2 separate regions of the Homo sapiens genome follow, and region 2 is linked to region 1. A link is a contact called in ENCODE Hi-C or POLR2A ChIA-PET data. All regions are on one chromosome and are shown on one strand. Each heading gives the region's core, a stretch centred on a gene start or an enhancer-like site at or near the end of the contact. The rest is flanking DNA. Distances are from core to core; before and after follow the strand shown. Region 1 overlaps LOC107985840 (a long non-coding RNA gene). Region 2 holds the start of RNASEH1-DT (RNASEH1 divergent transcript).

Region 1 (3,307 bases), core at 40-2,539:
TCAGAAGTGTCTATTCATGTTCTTAGCCCACTTTCTGATGGGATTGTTTGTTTTTTCTTACTGATTTGTTTGAGTTCGTTGTAGATTCTGGATATTAGTCCTTTGTCAGATGTATAGATTGTGAAGATTTTCTCCCACTCTGTGGGTTGTCTGTTTACTCTGCTGACTGTTCCTTTTGCTGTGCAAAAGCTCTTTAGTTTAATTAGGCCCCAGCTATTTGTCTTTGTTTTTTTTTGCATTTGCCCTTTGGTTCTTGGTCATGAAATCCTTGCCCAAGCCAATGTCTAGAAGAGTTTTTCCAATGTTATCTTCTAGAGTCCTTATAGTTTCTGGTCTTAGGTTTAATTCTTTAATCCATCTTGAGTTGATTTTTGTATAAGATGAGAGATGAGGATCCAGTTTCATTCTCCTACATGTGGTTTGTCAATTATCCCAGAACCATTTGTTGAAAAGGGTGTCCTTTCCCCACTTTGTGTTTTTGATTGCTTTGTCGAAGATCAGTTGGCTGTTAAGTATTTGGGTTTATTTCTGGATTCTCTATTCTGTTCCTTTGGTCTATGTGCCTACTTTACACCAGTACCATGCTGTTTTGGTGACTATGGACTTCACTTCTTGTATCATTTTTTGGATTTCCTTGCATTGGACTTCGCCTTTCTCTGGTCCCTCTCTGATTAGCTGAATAACTAACCTCCTGAATTCTTTTTCAGGTGAATCAGGGATTTCTTCTTGGTTTGGATCCATTGCTGGTGAGTTAGTGTGATTTTTGGGGGGGTGTTAAAGAGCCTTGTTTTGTCATATTACCAGAGCTGGTTTTCTGGTTCCTTCTCATTTGGGTAGTCTCTATCAGAGGGAAGGTCTAGGGCTCAAGGCTGTTATTCAGATTCTTTTGTCCCATGGGGTGTTTCTTTGATGTAGTTAGTACTCTCCGCCTTTTCCTATGGATGTGGCTTCCTGTGAGGCGAGATGCTGTGATTATTAACTCTCTTCTGGGTCTAACCACCCAGCACATCTACCCGGCTTCAAGCTGGCAGTGGGGGTTGTCTGCACAGTGTCCTGTGATGTGAACCATCTGTGGGTCTCTCAGCCGTGGATACCAGCACCTGTTCTGGTGGAGGTGGCAGGGGGGTGAAAAGGGCTCTGTGAGGGTTCTTAGCTTTGGTGGTTTAATGTTCTATTTTTGTGCTGGTTGGCCTCCTGATGGGAGGTGGTGCTTTCCAGAGAGCATCAGCTGTGGTAGTATGGGGAGGAACAGGTGGTGGGCAGGGCCCCAGAACTCCCAAGAGTATATGCTCTTTGTCTTCAGGTACCAGAGTGGATAGGGAAGGCCCATCAGGTGGGGGCAGGGCTAGGCATGTCTGAGCTCAGACTCTCCTTGGTTGGGTCTTGCTGTGGTTGCTTTGGGGGATGGGGGTGAGGTTCCCAGGTCAATGGAGTGGTGAATCTAGGAGGATTATGGCTGCCTCTGCTGAGTCATGGAGGTTGTCAGGGAAGTAGGAGAGAGCCAGCAGTTACAGGCCTCATCCAACTCCCATGCAGTCTGAAGGGCTGGTCTCACTCCCACTGTGGCCCCACTAACAGCACCGAGTCTGTTTCCAGGCAGTGGGCGAGCAGGGCTGAGAACTCGCCCCAGGCTACCCACCACCCCCTAGCTGCAAAAGCAATTAGGGCTTTCATTCTTCCCCCGCCTGTGGAGTCTATACACCAGCTCTCACCCTCCCCTGAGTTCTGGCCAGGAGGCTTCTCGCCTGGTTCAAATTGTTACAAAGTTCGGCTGGAGAATTCCTTCTCCCTGTTGCATTTCCCCCGCCCTGCACCTCCGGTCACCCTGCCAAAAGATCCTTGTGTTGCCACGTAGGAATGGGCTGCTTGGGGACCCAGCGAGCTCCCAGGGCCTTTCCCGCTGCTTCCTCTACCCCTGTATTTCGCTCTGCTCTCTAAATTGACTCAACTCCAGGTAAGGTTGGAAACTTCTCTCGAAAACTAGACCTTCAGTTTCCCCAGTGGGGGTGTGTGCTCGGGGGCGGAGGATCTTCCTTTCCCATTTCCACTGTTGGGGCACTCACAGTATTTGGGGTGTCTCCCAGGTCCTGCAGCTGTCTGCTTCCTTCAGAGGGTCGGTGGGTCCTCTTGGGATTCCTGGTTTGTTCTGGATCTAAACTTAATGATGTGAGCCTCCACACACTGCTCAATCCATCTGAGTCGGAGCTGCAATCTAGTCCTGACTCCCATCTGCCACGATGATCCACGATGCTCTTTTTTCAAAAAAAAAAAAAGAAAGAAAAATCTTTTTAGAGTGAGGGTCTTGTTCTGCCACCCAGGCTAAAATGCAGTTGTATGGTCATCACTCACTGCAGCCTCAAATTCCTGGACTCAATTGATCCTCCTGCCTCAGCCTCCCAAGTAGCTGGGACTACAGGCGCGCACCACCATGCCCAGCTAATATTTAAAATTTTTATTTAATTTTTTCTTGTAGAGATGGAGTCTCGCTATGTTGCCCAGGCTGGTTTTGAACTCCTGGCTCAAGCCATCTTCCCACCTTGGCCTCCCAAATCACTGGAGTTACAAGCATGAGCCACTGCACCCGGTCAGGACATTCTCACATTAGTCCTTATGGATCGTAGTCTGCCCTTGAAAATACTAAAATTATAGTCCTTTGAGAAGAGTTTCCAACTATGGCTTTTCACTTTCACACACATTGTCCCTACTCCCCTCCAGGCCCCGACACTGATCTGATTTTGTGAGGTTTAAGTGGACCTGTTTTTGAGCGTTTTGTAGCATATTGCTGGGATGGAGTGGGAGGGTTGGAAGTGGTGAGGAACGTTTTCCTGCAGGTCAGCTAAATCAGCCAAACTCATGTTTACAGATCGCTTAATAAAAGTCAAAGTGAAACCACCTCACTGGATCCCTCAGAGAAAAGAAATGCAGATTTGTTTTACTTGGACAACCTAATATTTGAATAAAAACATCTCCGAAGTCCTTGCCCAGTCACTAAGATGGCAATGGCCAGGTCTGCGGGAAACTGTCCCAGGCAACCTTCTGGGGCCTGTGCCTTGAGTAGACAGCTGGCCCTGAGCTCTTGGCCACTCGAGCCATCTCCAGGACCCCCTTGGCAGGAACGTCCAGGAGTCAGCACCTTGAGTACACTCGAGCCCCAAGTTCTGTTGCAGAAAAGGCTCTGTGTGCTGTCATCTCAGCTGCTGGGGCATCGCCCAGGCTGTCAGGGGTCAGGGTTCCCCCAAGCCCAGGTGTGCCCAGGTCAGGCATCTCTGGAAAGACCACATGCTGGCTATGGGTAGACACCCTGAGG
Region 2 (3,334 bases), core at 296-2,795, 410 kb before region 1:
TGGCGGGCGCCTGTAATCCCAGCTACTTGGGAGGCTGAGGCAGGAGAAATGCTTGAACCCGGGAGGTGGAGGTTGCAGTGAGCCCCAATCGTGCATCGTGCCACTGCACTCCAGCCTGGGCGACACAGCAAGACTCTGTTTAAAAAAAAAAAAAAAAAAAAAAAAAGATGTTCTTCGATTTCACAGAGGAACACAACTTACCACGCCAATGTACGCGTCGCTTTTGCCTGGGCCGTTCCTTCTTCCTAGAATGTCCTGCTTCTTTCTCTTTGTCTAACTCATGTGAATGAACTTTTTAAAAAATTAGTATCCTTCAAAACTGTATTTGCTCAGGCGTTCTGATGTGAGGCCCTCCTGACTCTCCAGGTGCGGGTGCTTCTCTGCTCTGTGTCTCTCACCTCCAACAGCTTGTTCTGCCTGCGCACTATTTGCTGATGTGTTATCTCCGGGGATTCTCGAATTTCTCACCTTCATCCCCAAGGCCTGACAAAATACATGGCAGGTGTGCAAAAGGCTTGTTAGAAGACCTTAAGAAAATTAAAGAAAAGTGGTTTAAAAATAATTCGAATAACAATGTTTGCCAATGGAGACTTTTTTTTTTTTTTTGAGACGGAATCACGCTCTGTCGCCCAGATGCAACCTCCACCTCTCGAGTTCGAGCGCCTCTCCTGCTTCAGCCTCCTGAGTAGCTGGGATTACAGGCGCAGGCGACCACGCCCGGCTAATTTTTGTATTTTTAGTAGAGACAGGGTTTCATCATATTGGCCAGGATGGTCTCGATCTCCTGACCTGGTGATCCACCCGCCTTGGCCTCCCAAAGTGCTGAGATTACAGGCGTAAGCCACCACGCCCCTCCAACCCATGAACACTTTTAAAATTACTTGATTTGCTTACAGAGCAAAAGGTCAAATGGGGAGAATTCTAAAAGTTACCTTCTCAACTCAGTTTTCTCCCGGGTCGTGGTGCTTGAGGCACTGGATATCCCCTGGTTAAACACCCACGTGCAGTGGAGCAGGGAGGGGACGCGCCCCTTCGGGGGTGGGCGCCCAAGGCAAGGGGAGGAATGCGGCTTCCACGGCCTCCCCTCTCGCCCTCCTTTGTGCTTATTCTAATTCATGAATTCTAACATCTTTCTGCCCACTAAAAAATGTGCATTCATTCATCTGGCCACAGCCCTTACTGTAGATCCGCATCCCTGGAGCTCTCGAGGAGCCGCGGTTACCGCACGTGGGTGCCGGGCGCCAGGGGGTTCAAGGGCTTCCCGCGGTGACCCGAGCACGCCGGGGCGTGGCCCCCGAACTGCGGCCTGGGGGCGGGGAGAGAAGGGGCCCAACATGGTCCATCTCGACCTTCCTCTGCCGGGCCCAGGGCTTCAGCCCCGCTCCCATAGGCCCCGCCCCATCCCAGACCTCGCCCGCCTTCGGGATCTCAGCCCTGGCTCCGCTTCTTCAAGTACCGACAGGAAGTTGACGAGTTCGGGCTCGTCAGGGGCCGAGCTCCGGGCTCCGCCCTACGACACCGCCCCTCCCTAGGCCCCGGCCCTCATCAGGACTCCGCCCAGACGTGCGTCATCTTCCCGCGCCGGTGACGGAAGTGCGGTGTTGAGCGCCGGCGGCTCGCGCCCACGCTGGGCCGGGAGTCGAAATGCTTCCCGGTGCCGGGAGTGAGCGATGAGCTGGCTTCTGTTCCTGGCCCACAGAGTCGCCTTGGCCGCCTTGCCCTGCCGCCGCGGCTCTCGCGGGTTCGGGATGTTCTATGCCGTGAGGAGGGGCCGCAAGACCGGGGTCTTTCTGACCTGGTGAGTGGCCCGCCCGCCGAGGCGCCTCCCTGCCGGCATCGGGGTCGAGGGAGGCCGGAGCCCGGCTAACCCCGGCGGCGGGAGCCTGGCGGTCCGAGTCTGTGCCGCGCGCTGTGGCTGTGGGTGGTCGGGGGACCGCCTCGTTTTCCTGCTCGGCCGGCGGGGTTCCAGGAGGCTCATGGCCTGGGACTGGAACGCACCGAAGACTTGTTTGAAATATCAGAAACGTCGCGTAAAGGTTAGGGGTGGCCTAATAAACCCTGTGTTTAATCCTCCATCTTTGTTGCAGTTAAAGTGCAACAAAAAGTGACACGTAATCAGAACGAACCCCCGTTACCAGAAGACTTTCCGTACCAGCTAAATTGGGATTGGAACTCAGTACCTAATCTTCCCTTTTAAAAAAGGCAAATTCTAATAAGCCAGTATTTGCAGTTGGATCCTTGTAACAACCCTTGGAGGTGAGAGGGATTATTCTCACTTTCAGGTATAGTTCTTGGGGTCAGGAAGTTCCCAGGGCATGTAACTGACAGAGAAAGGACTTGAGCCCAGCTGTTCTGACTGTACCACCAGAACTCTTCCCACTACAAGATACCAAAGTTCGTTACCTGTGTTTCCCCATGCACGGCAGCTACAGTATTGAGGAAGAAGCATCTCAGAAGTTGACCTTTTTGTTGTAAAGAAATGGTTAATATTTTTTTCAAAGACCGCAGTATTTTGTTATGCTTTGAGTTTGACGAAAGCCTTATGGTGCTGGTGTGCTGGCTGGCTGGCATACAGTAGAACACAGGTGTAGAGTCTGACGTGCAGGATAAAACTATAAGGTGCGACTCTGCCCTTTTCACGCAAAAATTGGTCCTCTATATCCAGTTTGCATCCTCAGTTTCAGCTAACCATAGATCAAAAATATTTGGAAAAAATTAAAATAGAATACAGTTTTAAAATACGCATAAAAAGACAATACAACTATATAGATTGTATTAGGTATTATAAACTAGAGATGATTTAAAGCATGCAAGAAGATGTGTGTGGGTTATTTGCAAATACACCATTTTATGCAAAGGACTTAAGCATCCTCTGATGTTGGTATCTGTGATGGGGTGGAGGACTTCCTGGAATCAGTCTCCCTCAGATACCAAGGGACAACTGTATTTCCAACCTTAAGAATCTCAATAAAAAAGGGGATAAGTTAGAGAAGGAAGAAGGAAATAACATTGCACATCTTTTCCAGGAATGAGTGCAGAGCACAGGTGGACCGGTTTCCTGCTGCCAGATTTAAGAAGTTTGCCACAGAGGATGAGGCCTGGGCCTTTGTCAGGAAATCTGCAAGCCCGGAAGTTTCAGAAGGTAGTCACCTCTCATATCAGTGTGACATTTTAACCTATTCAAAGGCTTTCATATGCCAGATGGCATTTGATCTATATAGCTACCCTCTAGGCATGTAGGGAACCTCGTGTGATTGTTTTCATTTTACAAATTAGGGAACAGACTGAAAGCAGTTACAAATAGTGGTTCATATTACTTACAGTATTAGGGATA

Evidence for each region. Hi-C counts contacts between places; a loop is a spot of excess contacts on that map. ChIA-PET counts read pairs that join two places held with the same protein, here RNA polymerase II (POLR2A). Pooled maps may share reads with other maps.
Region 2: a map of OCI-LY7 shows a loop between it and region 1 (5-fold over the local background). The contact joins the promoter of RNASEH1-DT here to the enhancer-like site in region 1. A Hi-C loop is called at or near these places in 1 of 168 maps with a recorded cell type or tissue (OCI-LY7), 1 of 37 single-sample maps with no recorded cell type and 3 of 50 pooled maps. POLR2A ChIA-PET finds 5 or more read pairs at or near these places in 1 of 52 experiments (H1).

Annotation. Positions count from the first base shown.
Region 1 is chr2:3,149,578-3,152,884 of GRCh38, reverse strand. All of the region lies in intron 2 of LOC107985840 (a long non-coding RNA gene), which reads left to right. Among named protein-coding and RNA genes, the nearest start is that of LINC01250, 25 kb to the right of the region's middle. RefSeq lists enhancers at 1,023-1,082, 1,093-1,352, 1,363-1,432. Within about 2 kb of position 1,289, at least 3 of the 41 ENCODE cell types and tissues checked have a DNase peak (open chromatin) inside an H3K27ac peak, as active enhancers do; they include OCI-LY7, where a contact is called at or near this core.
Region 2 is chr2:3,556,597-3,559,930 of GRCh38, reverse strand. It overlaps RNASEH1-DT (RNASEH1 divergent transcript), which reads right to left and starts at 1,545. Exons shown (of 3, transcript NR_038429.1): 1 at 933-1,545; 2 at 202-483. It overlaps RNASEH1 (ribonuclease H1), which reads left to right and starts at 1,598. Exons shown (of 8, transcript NM_002936.6): 1 at 1,598-1,798; 2 at 3,027-3,142. The coding sequence starts at 1,671. RefSeq lists silencers at 1,147-1,466, 1,837-1,936 and an enhancer at 1,497-1,746.